Linked DNA regions of Homo sapiens: region 2 is linked to region 1. A link is a loop called in an ENCODE intact Hi-C map of the cell type or tissue named here. Cell type or tissue: CD14-positive monocyte. All regions are shown on one strand. Links, peaks and the distances in the headings refer to the core of each region. The heading gives the core; the rest is flanking DNA.

Evidence for each region. A loop is a pair of places that touch in the nucleus more often than their neighbours do. Peaks named below come from ENCODE experiments on the same cell type or tissue, not always from the same donor. Only the 100,000 strongest peaks of a DNase experiment are listed, where the experiment ranks them.
Region 2: it touches region 1 in a loop (3-fold over the local background); 16 of 110 quality-filtered maps call a loop at or near these places.

The regions. Positions count from the first base shown.
Region 1 is chr17:32,074,495-32,084,006 of GRCh38, forward strand. It overlaps VILMIR (virus inducible lncRNA modulator of interferon response), which reads left to right and starts at 8,541. Exons shown (of 3, transcript NR_199605.1): 1 at 8,541-8,828. RefSeq lists an enhancer at 9,239-9,512. In CD14-positive monocyte, for the core only: no CTCF peak of the experiment used is centred there; a DNase peak (open chromatin) is centred at 5,447; H3K4me3 peaks cover 63 bases.
Region 2 is chr17:32,122,333-32,131,768 of GRCh38, forward strand. No RefSeq gene overlaps it. Among named protein-coding and RNA genes, the nearest start is that of RHOT1, 15 kb to the right of the region's middle. RefSeq lists enhancers at 5,061-5,280, 5,341-5,400. In CD14-positive monocyte, for the core only: no CTCF peak of the experiment used is centred there; a DNase peak (open chromatin) is centred at 5,289; H3K4me3 peaks cover 1,907 bases; H3K27ac peaks cover 1,661 bases.

The sequences.
Region 1 (9,512 bases), core at 1,007-9,006:
TGGGCAGATCACAAGGTCAGGAGTTTGAGACCAGCCTGGCCAACATGGTGACACCTCATCTCTACTAACAACACAAAAATTAGCCGGGTGTGGTGGTGCGCACCTGTAGTCCCAGCTACTCAGGAGGCTGAGGCAGGAGAATGGCATGAACCTGGGAGGCAGAGGTTGCAGTGAGCCAAGATTACCTAGTGACAGAGCAAGACTGTCTCAAAAAAAAAAAAAAAGAGAGAGAGAGAAGGAAGGAAGGAGAGAGGGAGGGAGGGAAGGAGAAAGAAAGAGGAAGGAAGGAAGGAAGGAAGGGCTGGGCGCAGTGGCTCACGCCTGTAATCCCAGCACTTTGGGAGGCCGAGGCGAGCAGATCATGAGGTCAGGAGATCGAGACCATCCTGGCTAACACGGTGAAACCCCGTCTCTACTAAAAATGCAAAAAGTTAGCCGGGCGCGGTGGCGGGCGCCTGTAGTGCCAGCTACTCAGGAGGCTGAGGCAGGAGAATGGAGTGAACCTGGGAGGCGGAGGTTGCAGTGAGCCAAGCTTGCAGTGAGCCGAGATTGCGCCACTGCACTCCAGCCTGGGCAACAGAGTGAGACTCTGTCTCAAAAAAAAAAAAGAAAGAAAGGAAAGAAAGAGAGAGAGAAAAAGGGAGGGAGGGAGGGAGAGAGAGAGAGAGAGAGAAAGAGAAAGAAAGAAAAGAAAGAAAGAAAAAAAAGAAAAGGAAAGAAAAGAGAAAAGAAAAGATCTTCACTGTGGTCTGGCTTCCATTGCTAGTCGTTGTGTCTGCCTGGTTGAAATGTCCATCTTAGCATTCTGTTACTCTATCGGCATTCAGCTCTGGTAGTCACTGGTGTGACATTATTGCATAAATGTTCCTGGCCAACAGAGAAGGGGAAAATTTGTAGAAGGGAAGAAAGAATGGATGAGGGAGCATGGGTGGAAAACTTAAGGGTGGTCTGAGCTATACCCAGGAAGCCTGGGATTGGGAAAACCCAACTCTCAGCGCCCTTGGGGCTAAGAGCAACATAAGGTTTAGCAGCCTTAGTAATTTCTTTAAAATCTAAATTGGGGCCGGGTGCAGTGGCTCGTGCCTGTAATCCCAGCACTTTAAGAGACGGAGGTGGGTGGATCACCTGAGATCAGGAGTTCGAGACCAGCCTGGCCAATGTGGCGAAACTCCATCTCTACTAAAAATACAAAAATTAGCTGGGCATGGTGGCAGGCACCTGTAATCCCAGCTACTTGAGAGGCTGAGGCAGGGATAATTGCTTGAACCCAGGAGGTAGAGCTTGCAGTGAGCCGAGATGGTGCCACTATATTCCAGCCTGGGCAACACAGCAAGACTCCATCTTAAAAAAAAAATCTAAATTGGACCAGGCATGTTGGCTCACACCTGCAATCCCAGCACTTTGGGAGGCCAAGGAGACCAGCCTGGACAACACAGCAAGACCCCACCTCTACAAAAAACTTTAGAATTTGCCAGGCAGTCACAAGTCCCACCCAGGTTTAGGAGGTGGGAACACAGGTCCTGTGATATGGTTTGCATTTGTATCCCCCCCCACCCAAATCTTATGTTGAATTGTAATCCCTGGTGTTGGAGGAAGGGCCAGGTGGGAGGTGATTGCATCATGGGGTCAGAGTCCTCCCTTGCTGCTCTTGTGATAGTGAGTGAGTTCTTACAAGATCTGGTTGTTTAAAAGTGTATAGTACCTCCCTGCTCTTTCTCTTGCTCCTTCTCCAGCCATGTTTCCCCTTGGCCTTCCACCATGATTGTAAGTTTTCTGAGGCCTCCCCAGCTATGTTTCCTGTACAGCCCACAGAACCATGAGCCAATTAAGCCTCTTTTCTTTATAAATTACCCAGTTTCAGGCATTTCTTCATAACAGTGTGAGAAGGAACTAATACACCCCGCCTCTCACGAGAGGAGCACCAGCACTTTGTAAGAAGAGCCTATGCAATACGATCAATACCAGGGCTGACAATCTTTGCAAATCACAACCTGTCATTCCTTTCTCACTTCCCAGCTTCCCTGTTGCTATTTCCTGGGATCTGCTCCCAGGTCAACAACTTACCCCTGCAAATCTTTGTCTCAGGGTCTCTGCCTTTGGGAGGACCCAAACTAAGATATCCCACAAAATCAATAGTGTGTTTATATAGCTGGTATAGGTGTATGTAAACATTTAGAAAAAGGTCTGTAAGGATACACTCCAAACAGACAGCAGTAGCTTCTGTAAGGAGGGAACTGGGATGGGGGTTGAGAGGGTTCATGTATTAGGCCGTTGCCTATATGGGTAAATTTGCTGTAAAGAAATATCAAAGAATGGGTACATTTTATTTTATTTATTTTACTTTATTTCACTTTATTTTATTTTATTTGAGATGGAGTCTCACTCTGTTACCTAGGCTAGAGTGCAGTGGCACGATCTTGGCTCACTGCAACCTCCTCCTCCCGGGTTCAAGCGATTCTCCTGCCTCAGCCTCCCAAGTAGCTGTGATTACAAGTGTGTGCCACCACACCGGGCTAATTTTTGTATTTTTAGTAAAGATGGGGTTTCACCATGTTTGCCAGGCTGGTCTCAAACTTCTAACCTCAAGTGATCCGCCTGCCTCGGCCTCCCAAAGTGCTGGGATTACAGACGTGAGCCATCACACCTGGCTAGAATGGGTAATTTATAAAGAAAAGAGGCTTAATTGACTCACAGTTCTGCGGGCTGTACAAGCACAGTGCTGGCATCTGCTTGGCTTCTGGAAAGATCTCAGGGAGCTTTAACTCATGGCAGAAGGTGAAGCAGGAACTTCACATGGCAAAAGCAGGAGCAGGAGAGAGAGTGGGGTGGAGGGGAGGTGCCACACACTTAAACAACCAGATCTCCAGGCCAGGTGCAGTGGCTCAAGCCTGTAATCCCAACACTTTGGGAGGCCAAGGCAGGTGGATCATTTGAGGTCAGGAGTTCGAGACCACCCTGACCAACACAGTGAAACCCCATCTTTACTAAAAATACAAAAAAATTAGCTGGCCGCAGTGGCGCAGGCCTATAATCCTGGCTACTCAGGCGGCTGAGGCAGGAGAATCGCTTGAATCCAGGAGGTGGAGGTTGCAGTGAGCTGAGATTGCACCACTGCACTCCAGCCTGGGTGACAGAGCGAGAATCCATCTCAAAAAACAAACAAACAAAACAACTAATTCTCCAAAGAACTCACTCACAATTGTGTGGACAGCACCAAAGAGATGGCGCTAAGCCATTCATGAGGGATCCGCCCCCATGATCCAATCCCCTCCCACCAAGCCCCACCTCCAATATTGGGAATTACAGTTCAACATGAGATTTGGCAGGGAAACAGATCCAAACTACATCAGTTCATCTATAATATATGATTTTTTATTTATTTTTTTTTTTTTGCCCCGAGGGAGGAAGAATTTTCTGAATCCCTGTGGTTAGTAAAAGAGAGAGGCGGCCGGGTGCGGTGGCTCATGTCTGTAATCCCAGCATTTTGGGAGGCTGAGGCGGGCTGATCACGAGATCAGGAGATCAAGACCATCCTGGCTAACATAGTAAAACCCCGTCTATACTAAAAATACAAAAAAAATTAGCTGAGCGTGGTGGTGCATGCCTCTAGTCCCAGCTACTAGGGAGGCTGAGGCAGGAGAATGGCGTGAACCCAGGAGGCGGAGCTTGCAGTGAGCCGAGATCATGCCACTGCACTCCAGCCTGGGCGACAGAGCGAGACTTCGTCTTAAAAAAAAAAAGAGAGAGAGAGAGCCATGATCAGGAAGCCGTCATGATGACTCGTGGAGACACTGGCCCTGAAGTAGCTGCAACCCTCTTAATACACAGGAAGAAAGGGCTGGGATGCAGGAAGGAAGGGCTGGGAGGCAAGCACAGGCAGCCCCTCTGTGAACCCTCAGGTAGGAGCCACCAGCCATTTTACTGCTGAGTTTAGCATTTGGGGTTGTTCAAGAGTTCAGGGCTTCTGGGAGACTAGAGAATGCCTTCATCTCCAGGGCACTAAAACCTCAGTTACCTAATCTGTGAAATGGGTATGATCATAGCAATCCCACAAAACTGCTGGTAGGGTTACATGTAATTATTTCTCCTTTTTTTCTTTTTTTAAGAGATGGGTTCTCCCTATGTATGTTGCCCAGGCTGGACTTGAACTCCTAGGCTCAAGTGATCCTCCCACCTTGGCCTTCCAATGTGCTGGGATCACAGTAAATTTTTTCTTGTAGAAACAGGGTCTCCCTGCTGGGCACGGTGGTTCACACCTGTAATTCCAGCACTTTGGGAGGCTGAGGCGGGTGGATCACCTGAGGTCAGGAGTTTGAGACCAGCCTGGCTGACACGGTGAAACCTTATCTCTACTAAAAATACAAAAAATTGGCCAGGCGCGGTGGCTCACGCCTGTAATCCCAGCACTTTGGGAGGCCAAGGTGGGTGGATCACGAGGTCAGGAGATGGAGACCATCCTGGCTAACATGGTGAAACCCCATCTCTACTAAAAATACAAAAAATTAGCCAGGCGTGGTGGCGGGCGCCTGTAGTCCCAGCTACTGGGGAGGCTGAGGCAGGAGAATGGTGTGAACCCGGGAGGCAGAGCTTGCAGTGAGCCGAGATCGTGCCACTGCACTCCAGCCTGGGCAACAGAGTGAGACTCTGTCTCAAAAAAAAAAAACAAAAAACAAAAGAAAACAAAAAATTAGCTGGGTGTGGTGGTGGGCACCTGTAATCTCAGCTACTCAGGAGGAGGAAAATCGCTTGAATCCGGGAAACAGAGGTTGCAGTGAGCCGAGATCACACCATTGCACTCCAGCCTGGGTAACAAGAGCAAAACTCTGTCTCAAAAAAATAATAATAATAAAATAACAATGGATTGGTTGAGAGATCACCGTATGCCAGAAGTTGCTTTAAGCATTTTGCATGTATTAATCCATTTTACACCTCACAATATCGCTACCAAGTAGAAACGATTATCTCGATTTTGTAAAAGGTGAAACAGGAAAAAACCACTAGAGCAGAGCTGGCAGACCCTCAACCTTCTTTTCCTTCTGACTCCAAATGACAGACAGCATTCTTTCCATCTCTCACCTCCTCATGCCTCCTGTGGAAAAAATGAATGAACAGATGAGAAAAGTTGGAGCTGGAGAAAGACCGTGTTCCTCGTGTTCTGTGAGACCTGGGAAGGCTGCTAAAACCCAGGGAGCAGGAGTTCTCCTCCCTCCATCCTTATCCACAGTCTGGGTCCCATCCAGACCCTCCTCTCCAAACCGGGGGTTTGCGACAAAGCAGGTGAGGGAGGCATTTCATTCCAGAGCAGAAGAAGGGGGTTCCTCCCCCATCCCACTCCCGTTTCATTTTTAAGGGGAAAAGCAGCTCCCCATACGGTGAGGCAATGAGGCGGACCAGCAGGTTCCTGGGGATCTCCGCAGCCCCGTTGCCATAACAACTGAACTCACTCGCAGCCTCTGATAGGGGAGTCAGCTGGAACCACAGCTTGGGCAGGAAACGGATGAGGGAGTAGGAAAGAAACTTCAAGATCAACCACTGGCCCTCACACCGAGCTGCGCACACCCCAAGGCCAAGTGAGGCTGGAAACCCTTGTTGTCCTTGGGAAATGGGGGAGGGCACTGGTACCCCTGGGACCTCCCTCCTGAATCTGGGCAGGTTTAAACATTTTTTTTCCAACTTTGGAAGACAGTTGTACAACCTCGAAGGAGAGGAGGTGTCAGGATTCACAAAGCGTATGGATCACACATGGCTCTAGGGGACATTCTCTTTGCTCTGTTTTATTTTTATTGTATATTTTATTCTTTTATTTTGCGATAGGGTCTTGCTCTATTGCCCAGGCTGGAGTCCAGTGGCATGACCACACCTTACTGCAGCCTCAAATTACTGGACTGAGGTGATCCTCCTGCCTCAGCCATGCGAGTAGCTGGGACTACAGACATGCACCACCACACCTGGCTAATTTTTAAAATATATATGTTTTTGTAGAGATAGGGTCCTGCTACATTGCCCAGGCTGGTCTCAAACTCCTGGCTTCAAGTGATCCTCCTGCTTTGGCCTCCCAAAGTGTTGGGATTATAGGCATGAGCCACTGCATCCAGCATCATTTCTTTTCATTATTATTATGATTATTATTTTGAGATGGAGTCTCGCTCTGTCACCCAGGCTGTAGTGGAGTGGTGTGACCTCGGCTCACTGCAACCTCCACCTCCCAGGTTCAAGTGATTCTCCTGCCTCAGCCTCCTGAGGAGTTGCGATTACAGGTACCCTCCACAATGCCTGGCTAATTTTTTTTTCTTTTTGAGACGGAGTTTTCCTCTGTGTCCCAGGCTGGAGTGCAATGGCGCGATCTCAGCTCACTGGAACCTCTGCTTCCCAGGTTCAAGCAATTCTTCTGCCTCAGCTTCCTGAGTAGCTGGGACTACAGGCAGGCACCCACCACACCTGACTAATTTTTGTATTTTTAGTAGAGACGGGGTTTCACCATATTGGCTGGTCTCAAACTCCTGACCTTATAATCCGCCCACCTCGGCCTCCAAAGTGCTGGGATTACAGGCGTAAGCCACCGTCCCTGGCCTAACCTGGCTAATTTTTATATTTTTAGTAGAAACGGGGCTTCACCATGTTTTCAAGGCAAGTCTCGAACTCATGACCTCAAGTGATCTGCTCACCTTGGCCTCCCAAAGTGCTGGGATTACAGGCGTGAGCCACTGCACCCAGCCTAATCTTTTTTTTTTTTTTTTTTTTTTTTAATGAAGACAAGGGCTCACTGCATCACCCAGGCTGGTCTCGAGCTCTTGGCCTCAAGCGATCCTCCCATCTCAGCCTCCTGAGTAGCTTGGATTACAGGCACAAGCCATCATGACTGGCTTCCTCTTTTTTTTTTTTTTTAATGAATATGGTAAAGTGCACAAATCATAAATTTCAGCGTGGTGAATTTCTACACATGTATACCTGTGTATCCACCATGCAGACCAGAAGAACATATTTGTCCCTCCAGGAAATTCCCAAATGCTCTTTCTCAGTCAATATCCTCCAATTTGACATTTTCATCATAGATTAGTTTTGCCTACCCCTGAACTTTGTGTAAGTGGAAATACATGGTTTGGCATCTTGCTTTTACGCAACATTGTATCTGTGAGAATCTATTGTCATGTCTGTTTTCCTGTTCTTTTTCTTTGTTGTATAATATTCCATTGTGGAGATGTATCACAATGTATTTATCTTACTGCTGATAGATATTTGAGTTGTTTGCAGTGAATGGTTATTGTAGATAAAGCAGCTATGAACATCCTTGTACATGTCTTTTGATGAACATAAGTTTACCTCTTGTGGGGATGTGGACAGGGTCTCACTCAGTAACTCAGGCTGGATCGCAGGAACCTGGCTCACTGTAGCCTCAACCTCCCAGGCTCAAGTGATCCTCCCACCTCAGCCTCCCGAATAGCTGGGACCACAGGTATACACTATCACACCCAGCTAATTTTTTTGTAATTTTTGTAGAGACAGGGTCTCGCTTTGTTGTCCAGGCTGCTCTTGAACCCCTGGTTCAAACTATCCTCCTGCCTCGGCCTCCCAACATGCTGGGGTTACAGACATGAGCCACTGTGCCCAGCATCTTGGTTTATTGAATGCTGGCGACCTGCCAAGAACTTTACATCAGTTATATCCTTACATAGTCACAACATTATTTATTTAATTCACTCATTCAACGCATATTTGAAAATCTAGTAGGTGCCAGGTATTGTGGGACACACCGAGAATAAGAGTCAAGGTTTATAAATTTTGGCCAGGCGCGGTGGCTCACACCTGTAATCCCAGCACTTTGGGAGGCCGAGACGAACAGATCACTTGAGGCCGAAACAAACGGATGATGGAGGCCAGGGCAGAAGCCAGGAGGCTGTGGCCAAGGCAACCTCAGTAAATCCAGGCAAGTGATGAAGGAGTTGGGAAGCACAAACGTGAATTCATGTTCTCTCTCTCTTTTTTTTTTTTTAGAGACAGGGTCTTGCTCTGTTGCCCAGGCTGGAGTGCAGTGGTGCGACCTCCGCTCACTGCAACCTCCGCCTCCCAGTTCAAGGGATTCTCGTGCGTCAGCCTCCCAAGCAGCTGGGATGACAGGCATGCACCACCATACCGGCTAATTTTTGTACTTTTTTTTTTTAGTAGAGACAGGGTTTCACCATGTTGGCCAGGCTGGTCTTGAACTCCTGACCTCAAGTGATCCACCTGCCTTGGCCTCCCAAAGTGCTGGGATTACAGGTGTGAGCCACTGTGCCTGGCCCTTAACTTGACTTATTTTTTCAAAAAGTTTTTTTTTTTTAATTTGAGACAGGGGTTTGGCTATGTTGCCCAGGCTGGTCTCCAACTCCTTGCCTCAAGTGATCCTCCCACCTCAGCCTCAGGTTCTTTGAACATAATTATTCCCAAATTACAAGTAGAGATAACTGAATCTCAGAGAGGTTAACTTGCCTAAGGTCACACAGCTATGAAATGGAGAAAGGGTAAGAAAATCCGTCTGACCTTCCTTCAGTTATGCAAAAGATGTCATGTGGTGGGTGGTGTGACCTCAGAAAACCTAGAGGAGTGGGGGTCCAGGCTGGTGGTGGGGTAAAAGACCCAAGTGAACACACCTGTCCTGCTGGGGTAACTACTCACCCCTAGGCCACAGGGCAAGCAAAGTGGCAAGCCGCAAATTGAATTGGGGGGCTGGAGGGGGATGTTTCATTGATGTCACAAATGAGCATGGACCCCATATCTGCAGCAGGGATGGTTCAGGGCCAGTCAAGGAGATGATCGGGGCCCACGGACCCTCAAACGCGTCAGGAAGCCAGGTTGGTCCCTGAGTGTGTGTGATGGGGTGTGTGTTTGTTGGGGGAACTGCCGCCGCCCGCCCCATTAGCAGCACCGTCATTATCCCAGATTTACGTATGTATAATTTTTCTTCCTCCCCCTCCCCAAACCGCTCCAACATCTCCCCTGGCTGCAAACCCGCCTCCCCCAGAAACAGCCACGGAGCCGCCTGCCACCGGGCCATTAGCACGCAGGGAAGGGGGTGTGGAGGGAGGGGGCAGGCAGCAGGGAAGGGGAAAGGGGGAGCCAGGAGAGGACGAGGGAGGCAGGAGCTGTATGGATGGGAGTGAGGCGGCAAGATGGAAGAGAAGAGGGGAAGGAAACAGGGCTTAGAGGAGATGGGGAACCTCTGAGGGTTCTGGGGGGAGGGGGGGACACGTGTCCCAGAGGACCTGGCCGCAGACAGAGGGCCCCAGGGGCAGCCGAGGGTCTCCTGCGCCCTTTCTGGCCAATGCCAGGGCTGAGAATAGGGAGGTGGGGGTCCCATCGGCCGGGACTCTGTGGCTGGGTCTCAGCCCAGAAGTTACTAGAGGGCCTCGCGCCGGAACCCCTCCCCCACTCTGGGAACCTCCGCCTGCGGGGTGGGGTGGGGGTCTCCAGGCTGGGCGCGGGGAGGGCGCCGGCTGCAGAGCTGGGAGCCCGGAGCGATGACTCCATCACCCTCC
Region 2 (9,436 bases), core at 1,093-9,092, 48 kb after region 1:
TGTTTGAGGTATGTGTCAAGTTTTTAAAAATCTGTAATCTGTTTTGATTTCTTTGTTTCTTCTAAACACATATTTACTTCAGTACCTGGCTTTGTATTCACAATTTTGTACATTTTCTTTTTTTTTTTTTGAGACAGTCTCGCTCTGTCGCCCAGGCTAGAGTGCAGTGGTGCAATCTCGGCTCACTGCAAGCTCTGCCTCCCAGGTTCACGCCATTCTCCTGCCTCAGCCTCCCGAGTAGCTGGAACTACAAGCACCTGCCACCACGCCCAGCTAAGTTTTTGTATTTTTTTTAGTAGAGACGGGGTTTCACGGTGTTGGCCAGGATGGTCTCGATCTCCTGACCTCGTGATCCACACGCCTCGGCCTCCCAAAGTGCTGGGATTACAGGCATGAGCCACCGTGCCCGGCCAATTTTGTATATTTTCTTAAAGAGAAATTGCAAAAGCTTCCGGACCCACTAAAAATCCTGGATATGCCCGTAACAGAACCCCAATTTTGTTTAGGGTGACAATATACCCAATAAGACTGCTTTTCAGTCTCCCTTGCAGTTATGAGTAGCCACGTGAATAAGATCCGGAAATGGGGTGAAGTTGAATTGCGTGGGACCCCCAGGAAGGCTTCTTAGAGGGAGCAAGCTAACTTGTCTGAGAGGAGGAGTGCCCTTTGCCCCTTCGCCTTGTTCTCCTTCATGTTGCCTGAAATAACAGATGCGATGGCTGATGCTCCAGCAGCCATTTTAGTTCATGAAGTAACAAACTAAGGGTGATTCAGGAGAAAATACAAGGAGCTGAGTCCCCAGGAACAGTGGGGCTGCCACCCCAGACCTGAATGGCTGACCGCCAGCCTTTTTCATATGAGAGAAAAACAAACCCTTCTATCTTGTTCAAGCCTCTACATTTGGGGGTTTTCTGTTCAATGCTCCCAAAAGTAATCCTCAACTATACAATGATCCCTTGAGAAAGTCACTTCCCCTCTCTGTGCCTCAGAATCGCATCTGAAAACTGCAATGAGGCTGAATGACTAAACTGGTGCTTCTAATATTTCAGCCAACCACATGCCACATTTCTGAATGTTCCTGTGTCCATGTGCCATCAACACTATTTATTTAATATTCTTCTTTAAATTGATCTGTACTTCAAATTTTTTATTACATACCTTTGACTAACCCCAGATTGCTGTTCTAACATTTCTGCAAAGATATGTCTTCAAATCTTGATTTTAAAAAATAACATTTTTTCTCAAAGAAGGCATGGGATTTGTTCTTTTCTTTCTTTCTTTCTTTCTTTCTTTCTTTCTTTCTTTCTTTCTTTCTTTCTTTCTTTCTTTCTTTCTTTCTTTCTTTCTTTCTTTCTTTCTTTCTTTCTTTCTATCTTTTTTTGAAACAGTCTTGCTTGTTGCCCAAGCTACATGATCTCAGCTCACTGCAGTCTCCATTTCCCACGTTCAAGTGATCCTCCCACCTCAGGCTCCCGATTAGCTGGGACTGCAAGCATGAACTACCATGCCCAGTTTATTTTTGATTTTTTGTAGAGACAGTGTTTTGCCATGTTGTCCAGGCTGGTCTCGAACTGCTGGGCTCAAATGATCCTCTTGCCTCCTAAAGTGCTGGGATTGCAGGTGTGAGTCACAGCGCCCAGCGGGATTTGTTTTTTTATGGCTATTTCAGTAAGCAACATGTTGACATGAGCAATTTGGATAACTTCTTTGAATTACGTTACTGTTTTATACACACAGTATTTTTGGAAGTTGGACACTGGGGAAAGTCCTGGTGGATTTGTAATTTGTGTAACTCCACAGGAAGTTTCACAGGGCTCTTATTTCACTACGAGCCCATTCTAATGTTGACCCTGTCGCAGGCCTTACTTTATATAAATTATGCTTCCCTTAAAAGATTGGGACTCACTGTTCTGGTTCACTCACTCCAGCCAAAACTTGAGGGTCTGAAGTTTAGGCTGTACCTCTGGAACTTGTCTTTGTTCATGAAGACAAAAAATGCTTAAATCACTTTGATCTGAGTAGCTCCATGGGGTCTGATTAACTCCACATGGGTGCCAACTGAACTGTCCCACACAAACCCCCACTCCCATCACAGTGTTTTATTTTTTATTTTTGTATTTTTTGTAGAGACGGGGTTTTGCCATGTTGTCCAGGCTAGTCTCAAACTCCTGAGCTCAACTGATCCGCCCACCTCGGCTTCCCAAAGCGCTGGGATTTACAGGCATGAGCCACTGTGCCTGGCCCCATCACAGTGTTTTATATTGGGTATTTCAGAACCTCTTGCCCACAGAGAAATGGGCAGAGGGGACCACACTATGAGAATTGATTGTATGTGCTCAGAAATGGGATCATGGGCCGGGCGCAGTGGCTTACACCTGTAATCCCAGCACTTTGGGAGCCCGAGGCCGGTGGATTGCCTGAGGACAGGAGTTCAAGACCAGCCTGACCAACATGGTGAAACCTCGCCTCTACTAAAAACACAAAAATTAGCCAGGTGTGGTAGCAGTCTCCTGTAATCCCAGCTACGTGGGAGGCTGAGGCAGAAGAATCGCTTGAACCCAGGAGGAGGAGGTTGCAGTGAGCTGAGACTGGGCCATTGCACTCCAGCCTGGGCAACAAGAGGGAAACTTTTGTCTTAAAAGAAAAAAAAAATGAAATGGGATTACGGTGCCAACATGGTTGCCAGACAGACCAGGCGTCTGCCAGGGAGTGGTTTCATATCAGATGACCTGCTATCTCTGTGAAGTTAATATTGTACCATGGCCTTATCCAGCCCTGCTGCAGTTCTTTACTGTGAGTAATAGGAAGCTGTGAAACAGCACTTTTCATAACACAAATGGCCAGTTACTTGGCCTGTCTCTGTCCCACTGCCATTGCCCAGGCTCTGAGCTGAGTGCGAGTCTCAGCTGGATGTCTGTACTGCCTCCCAGACAGCCTCCTGCGGTTTGTCTTACCTCCTCCAATCCCTCCGCCTCTTTACCACTCGAGTATTTTTATGACACACAAAACCTGCTTTCTTACTCCTCTGCTTACAGTCCTTCAGTGATGCTTCGCACTGCTCAGGAGAAAGTCTGAGCTCCTTTGCTGGAACACAAGGGCCTCCAGATCAGTCCCCTGCCCACTTCTCCAAACCAGGCCCCTGCTGCTTCTCCAGCACCCAGTGTCTAATCTCCTTGGCCTGGAATACGAGGCCTCCAGACTGGGACCCTGCTGCTTCTGCAGCACCTGGTGTCTAAGTGCCTCCTTCTTGATGTCTGCTCTTCAGTCACAAGGAGCTGCTCATCTCTCCCTGAGGACACACGTGCACAAACACACACACATGCACACACAAGTGCACACACAGAGAGGAGCGTGCTCTTCTACTCCTTCTCCCTGCAGTCCCTGGAATGCACCATCTGTCCTAAACCAAAGGCCCACCCCCTCCCTGAAGTCCACCCTGGTCTCACCAATCACAGGTCCGATATGCAAAAACACAGATATAACTTAGAGTGCTCACTCTGTGCCGGGCACGGACTTAAGTACCTCACAGGCATTAGCTCTTTTAATCCTCACAACAACCTTATGAAATAGGTTCTGTGATGAGCTCCATTTTACAGATGAGGAAACTGAGGCTTGGAGATTTAAAGTAACTTGCCTGGTTTCACTTAGCTGCCGGCCCCCTTTTCTCCCCCCAGAACACTGACTACATTTCCTTCATAGCGTGTTAGTGCATTTAATAATTTTCATAACCACCAACTCTAATGATACATGGTGGGAAAGGTCAGTGCCCTCTTGGTTTGTGGTCCCCACAGTCAAGCTCAGGGCCTGGCACCCAGCAGGTGCTCAGTAATGCTGTGACTAAAGCACTGGTCTGTGTTTCTTCAAGGAAGCTCTTTCTTCCTGCATCAAAATCCTCTTGGCTCAGAAGTGGACTCATGGGAAGGGCTACGAGGCTTGTGCCGCAGGGTCCTTCCCTTGTGTGGGGCCCCACTAGCAATGCACACAGATGCTCATCTAGTTTTGTAAAGTAAGATATTATTTTTTGGCCAGGCACGGTGGCTCATGCCTGTAATCCGAGCCTTTGGCAGGCCAAAGTGGTAGGATCGTTTGAGCCCTGGAGTTCAAGGCCAGCCTGGACAACATGAGGAAACCCTGTCTCTACAAAAAATGTAACAATTAGTTGGGCGTGGTGGTGTGCACCTGTAGTACCAGCTATTTGGGAGGCTGAGGTGGGAGTCCTGGAGGTGGAGGCTGCAGTAAGCAGAGATCATGCCACTGCTCTCCAGCCTGGGTGACAGAGCCAGAGTCTGTTTCAAAGACAAAAAAAAAAAAAGAAATTATTTTTCTTAAAGATGCCCCCTATATTTGTAATCTTTAGGGCCCACAAAACCAAGGTCTGTGTGAGAGGCTTGCTGAAAATGCAGCTTTCAGCTGGGCATGGTGGCTCACACTTATAATCCCAGCACTTTGAGAGGCCAAGGTAGGAGGATCACTTGATCCCAGGAGTTTAAGACCAGCCTGAGCAACATAGCAAGACTCTGCATCTACAAAAAAGTAAAAAATTAGCGGGGCGTGGTGGTGCATGTCGCTGGTCCCAGCTACTTGGGAGGCCGAGGTGGGAGGATCACTTGAGCCCGGGAGGTCGAGGCTACAGTGAGCCATGATTGAGCCACTGCACTCCAGCCTGGGCAACAGACCGAGACCCTATCTCAAAAAAAAAAAAAAGAGAATGCACATTTCTAGCCCTACCCCCAAGCACCCAAATCTTGGAAGATTCTTGTCTTACCAAAGTCTGAGCACCACTATGCGAAATGTTTCTTCCCTACCCCAGTGATTTTTCTATTTGCTTTAGGGCTCAAAAGAGTCATTGCAGTGGTGGGGTCAGCTATTAACATCTCTCTTTTCCTGGAAACCAGTTGATGCCTATAAGAGGGGTTTCCTCAGCTCTCTGAATAACTTCAATTTGTTCTTTTTGGGCCAAGCCCTGTGCTGCCTGGTCCTGCTGATGAGAGTTCGGCTAGAGGGAGGGGTGGGGAGGGGCCTGAGCTGGGGGACCAGCAGGGGGGCAGCCTGCAGCCCTGAACCCTAATCCTCGTCACTGTCCCTTCTCTGCCTCATAAAGGTGTTCTTGCTCTTTCTCCTTTCTAGCCAAGTCTCCTCCCTCCACATATGTGTTCTCATCTAGATCAGTTTCGATTCCCGCTGGTGGAAAGCAGCCTCAGGCAGGGCCACTGCGCAGGAAGGGCGGGCCTGGGTGCAGGCGGGGCTCCGGGAGTCACCCCCAGACGCGCGGCTCCCCTTCCTTGTCCTCCGCATGACGCCCGTGCCGGAGCCCACGTGAGCCTTTGCCAAGGAGAGATTCAGAGATATGAGCAGAAAAACTGGAAGATGGACTTCTTCAATAAGGCAGCGGGACGGTTTGGCTGATGGAAGATGTTTCCCGGAAGCCTGTTCACGCTCCACCCTGAAAGTCCCAGGGCCGTGAGAGTCAGCCGGGCCGCCGAGGCGGTGCCCTCCAGGCTGCAGGATGATCCAGGGACTGTTTTCCTCAGCACTGTGTAGGTTTCAGCTTATGAGTTCTGTCCATGTTTTGTGAGATTTATAGCTAAGTATTTACCTTTTCGAATGATTATAAACAACATAGTAGTTTTAATTTTAGTGTCTACTTGTTTTTTGTTACTATATAGAAATACAATCGATTTTCATATATTTATGTTGCATCCTCTGTGCTTCTAAACTCACTAGTTTTGGAAGCTGTTTTTTGTTTTTAGATTCCTTAAAATTTTATATATGGGCAATCATGTCATTTAATAATCAACCTGTATGCCTAAAATAATCAACCTGTATGCCTAAAATAATCAACCTGTATGCCTTTTATTGTAAGAAAATCCCTAAATACTGGGATTACAGGTGGTGAGCCACCGTGTCCAACCTGAAACTTTTTTTTTGGTGATTTCAAATGAACTTGACTTTTACTGTAATTATACCTAAAGTATTTGTAAACAATTGTTTAGAACTTCTATTTGTCATGGACTTTTGAGTTTATTCTTTGGATCATATAAAAAGACTTTTTTTTTTTGTTTTTAAAGTTATAAATCTCTGTATGCACTTTGCTTTTCTTAATTAAACATAATCCAAAGTAAGCTGTGACTCATTTATTTATTTATTTATTTGAGACAGGGTGTCGCTTTGTCACCCAGGCTATGGCTCCATCTTGGCTCACTGCAGCCTCAACCTCCCAGGCTCAAGCAATCTTCCCACCCACCTAGGCCTCCCGAGTAGCTGGGACTACAGGCATGCACCAGCATGCCTAGCTAATTTTTGTATTTTTTGTAGAGACAGGGTTTCTCCATGTTGCCCAGGCTGGTCTCAAGCTCCTGGACTCAATCAGTCCTTCTGCATCGGCCTCTCACAGTGTTGGGATTACAGGCGTGACTTTGCCACCATCCCCGGTTTGTTTTTTTTCAACAGGCAGAGTTTAACTATCACGGAAGCCTCCCGCCTCAGCCTCCCAAAGTGCTGGGAATACAGGTGGAAGCCACTGCACCCATCCAGCTATGATTCTTCGGTAGTGTACAAGATTGTACACTACCAATGTATCTGATTTTCAATTTTTCTTGAAATGTGATGCAAGTGGTGTCAGCCTGCTGATAAGTTAACATTGTTCAGGATGAATCTTCTACAGAAATAATTGCTTTTTTTCCCCAGTATTTAGTACTGAAAGATATTAATGGTAATATATTTCTGGTTTAATATAAATTAAGCATGTTTTCTAGTTGTGCGTGAATGCTGGCTGGCAACTTAGTAAGTTTTGACAGTTGTTTAAATATGTAATGTTAAGCTTAGGTTTTAAAAAAGTAAAACTTATAAAGGAAAATAAAAAGAATCTCAGGATCCCCAAACTCCTTATGCCAAAGAGAAAGTTAAGCCTGGAGGTTGTGCCACACAACACTGCCATGCTTTTGCCAAGTGCAAAGCTGCTACTTCACAAGCTTGTGTGAAAGCATGAAGCATTAGCCAGACCCCCACAGGATGCAAAAGGCCTCAGGCAGCTCCAGATGTTTGCCCCACAAATCAGTCACACTTAAATATTTTGCTGCCTCAAAAACTTTCAAGATGTCAAGATGTATATCCACCCGTAAAATGAGGGCATGTTGATTGTAACTTTAGGTCTGCAATCTAAATGTAGCTCCTGAAACCAATGTTGTTCCTTTCTACACGGATAATGTTGATTCCAAGCTTATCTTTCCAGGTGCAGAACAAAGCGAAGATGAGATTAATCATGCTTCCACCTACCCGGAGACACCTGCACAATTAATTCTTCCTTTACTCCCTTTTTTTCCTTCAGAAGTTCACCTTATCTTATGTAAAATGCAGATCTACTGGGCACTAACTAAAGTCTCACAAGAATATAACCATTCCCTGTCTCACTACTTACCTGCCCCTCATCCTACATGCCTTCCCCACCCCTCTTTTTTTTTTTTGAGATAGAGTTTCGCTCTTGTTGGCCAGGCTGGAGTGCAATGGCGTGATCTTGCCTTACCACAACTTCCGCCTCCCAGGTTCAAGCGATTCTCCTGCCTCAGCCTCCCGAGTAGCTGGGATTATAGGCATGTACCACCACGCCCATCTAATTTTGTATTTTTAGTAGAGATGGGGTTTCTTCATGTTGGTCAGGCTGGTCTCCAACTCCCGACCTCAGGTGATCTGCCTGCCTCGGCCTCCCAAAATGCTGGGATTACAGGCTTGAGCCACCGTGCCTGGCCATGCCTTCCCCTGTTTAAGGATATGTATAAATACTAAATCTCCTTAAAACCTCTTCAGAGAATCCATGCCACAGACTCTTTCTGTGCCTTGTGTTTTTCCTGGGCACTTCCTCAAGCTTGGACTCAATAAACTTTGGCTGATGGAGACTTACCTCAGCCTGTCATTTTTTTTGTTTAACAAACTGATAAACTGCTGTTTATTATTTACTTTTAAAAAAAGAAAATAAATATGAATGTGTTTGGCACATTCAAAAAAATTTAAGAACTGCTTTCAAAAGACGCTGTTGAAAAAATGAAAAGATCGTCACAGGCTGAGAGAAAATATTTGAAAATCAGATTTCTGATAAAGTGCTTGCATCTGTCAAGTCTTGTTAAACACCAACAACAACAAAAAAAAGTACTCTCATCCAAAATATGTAAATTACTCTCAAAATTAAATAATGAGAAAACCATCTAAGTTTATAAATGGGCAACATGTTGGAACAGACAATGCAAAAAAAGAAGAGACACAGGCATAAATAACCAACTGAATAGATGTTCAACATCATCACTCTTTAAGGAAATGCAAATTAAAACCATTAATGAGACACCACTCCACAATTATTAAAATGAAAACATTTCACTCAGGCTTGAGAGGCTGATAATGAGGTTCTGCCTGTCTTGTCACCCAGAGTTATCTGATACACCTTAGGAATGCACCCTGAGACTGGGTAATTTACAAAGAAAAGAGATTTATTTTGGTTCACAGTTCTAGAGGCTGGGAAGTCCAAGATTGAGCAGCTCATCTGGTCAGCTTCTGGTGAGGGCCTTTGACCTGTGTCCTAACATGGCAGAGAAGCAGAAGGGCAAGCAAGCATGTGCCAGAGAGAGAGGACAAAATAGGCTGACCTGCTTTATAACAACCTACTCTCAGGAGAGCTAATCCATTCTCTCGATAACCCACCCAGAGGAAGTCATTCATCCATCCTAATAACCCAGTCACCTCTTAAAGACCCTGCCTCCAAACACCATCATGTTGGCAAGTAAATTTCAACATGAGTTTTGGTTGGCACAAACCACATTCAAATCATAGCACCTGTCAAGCAGAGAGACCAGCCTGTCCTGAACACCCTGAAGTAAGTGCCTAGGGTAAGGCCCTGTGGGGGGATGGGGAACAGAATAAACCTGGCAGTGGTAGATTCTCAGTCTGGTTCATAGAGACCATCATACCTACATTAAAAAAAAATTTTTTTTTTGAGACGAAGTCTTGCTCTTGTTCCCCATGCTGGAGTGCAATGGCATGATCTCGGCTCACTGCAACCTCTGCCTCCCGGGTTCAAACGATTCTCTTGCCTCAGCCTCCCGGGTAGCTGGGATTACAGGCACCTACTACCATGCCTGGCTAATTTTTGTACTTTTAGTAGAGACTGGGTTTCACCATGTTGGCCAGGCTGGTCTCAAACTCCTGACCTCAGGTGATCCGCCCACCTCAGCCTCCCAAAGTGCTGGAATTACGGGCATGAGCCACCATGCCCGGCCACATTTTTAAAAATTTTAATTGCAGGCAGGTGCAGTGGTTCATGCCTGTAAATCCCAGCATTTTGGGAGGCCAGGGGCAATCTATTAACACAGCCAAGCGGGGACAGCAGATTGCTAGAAGGAATGGGACACAGTCACACAGGCCAAGCTAGCATGGGCTATCGATGGGGTGG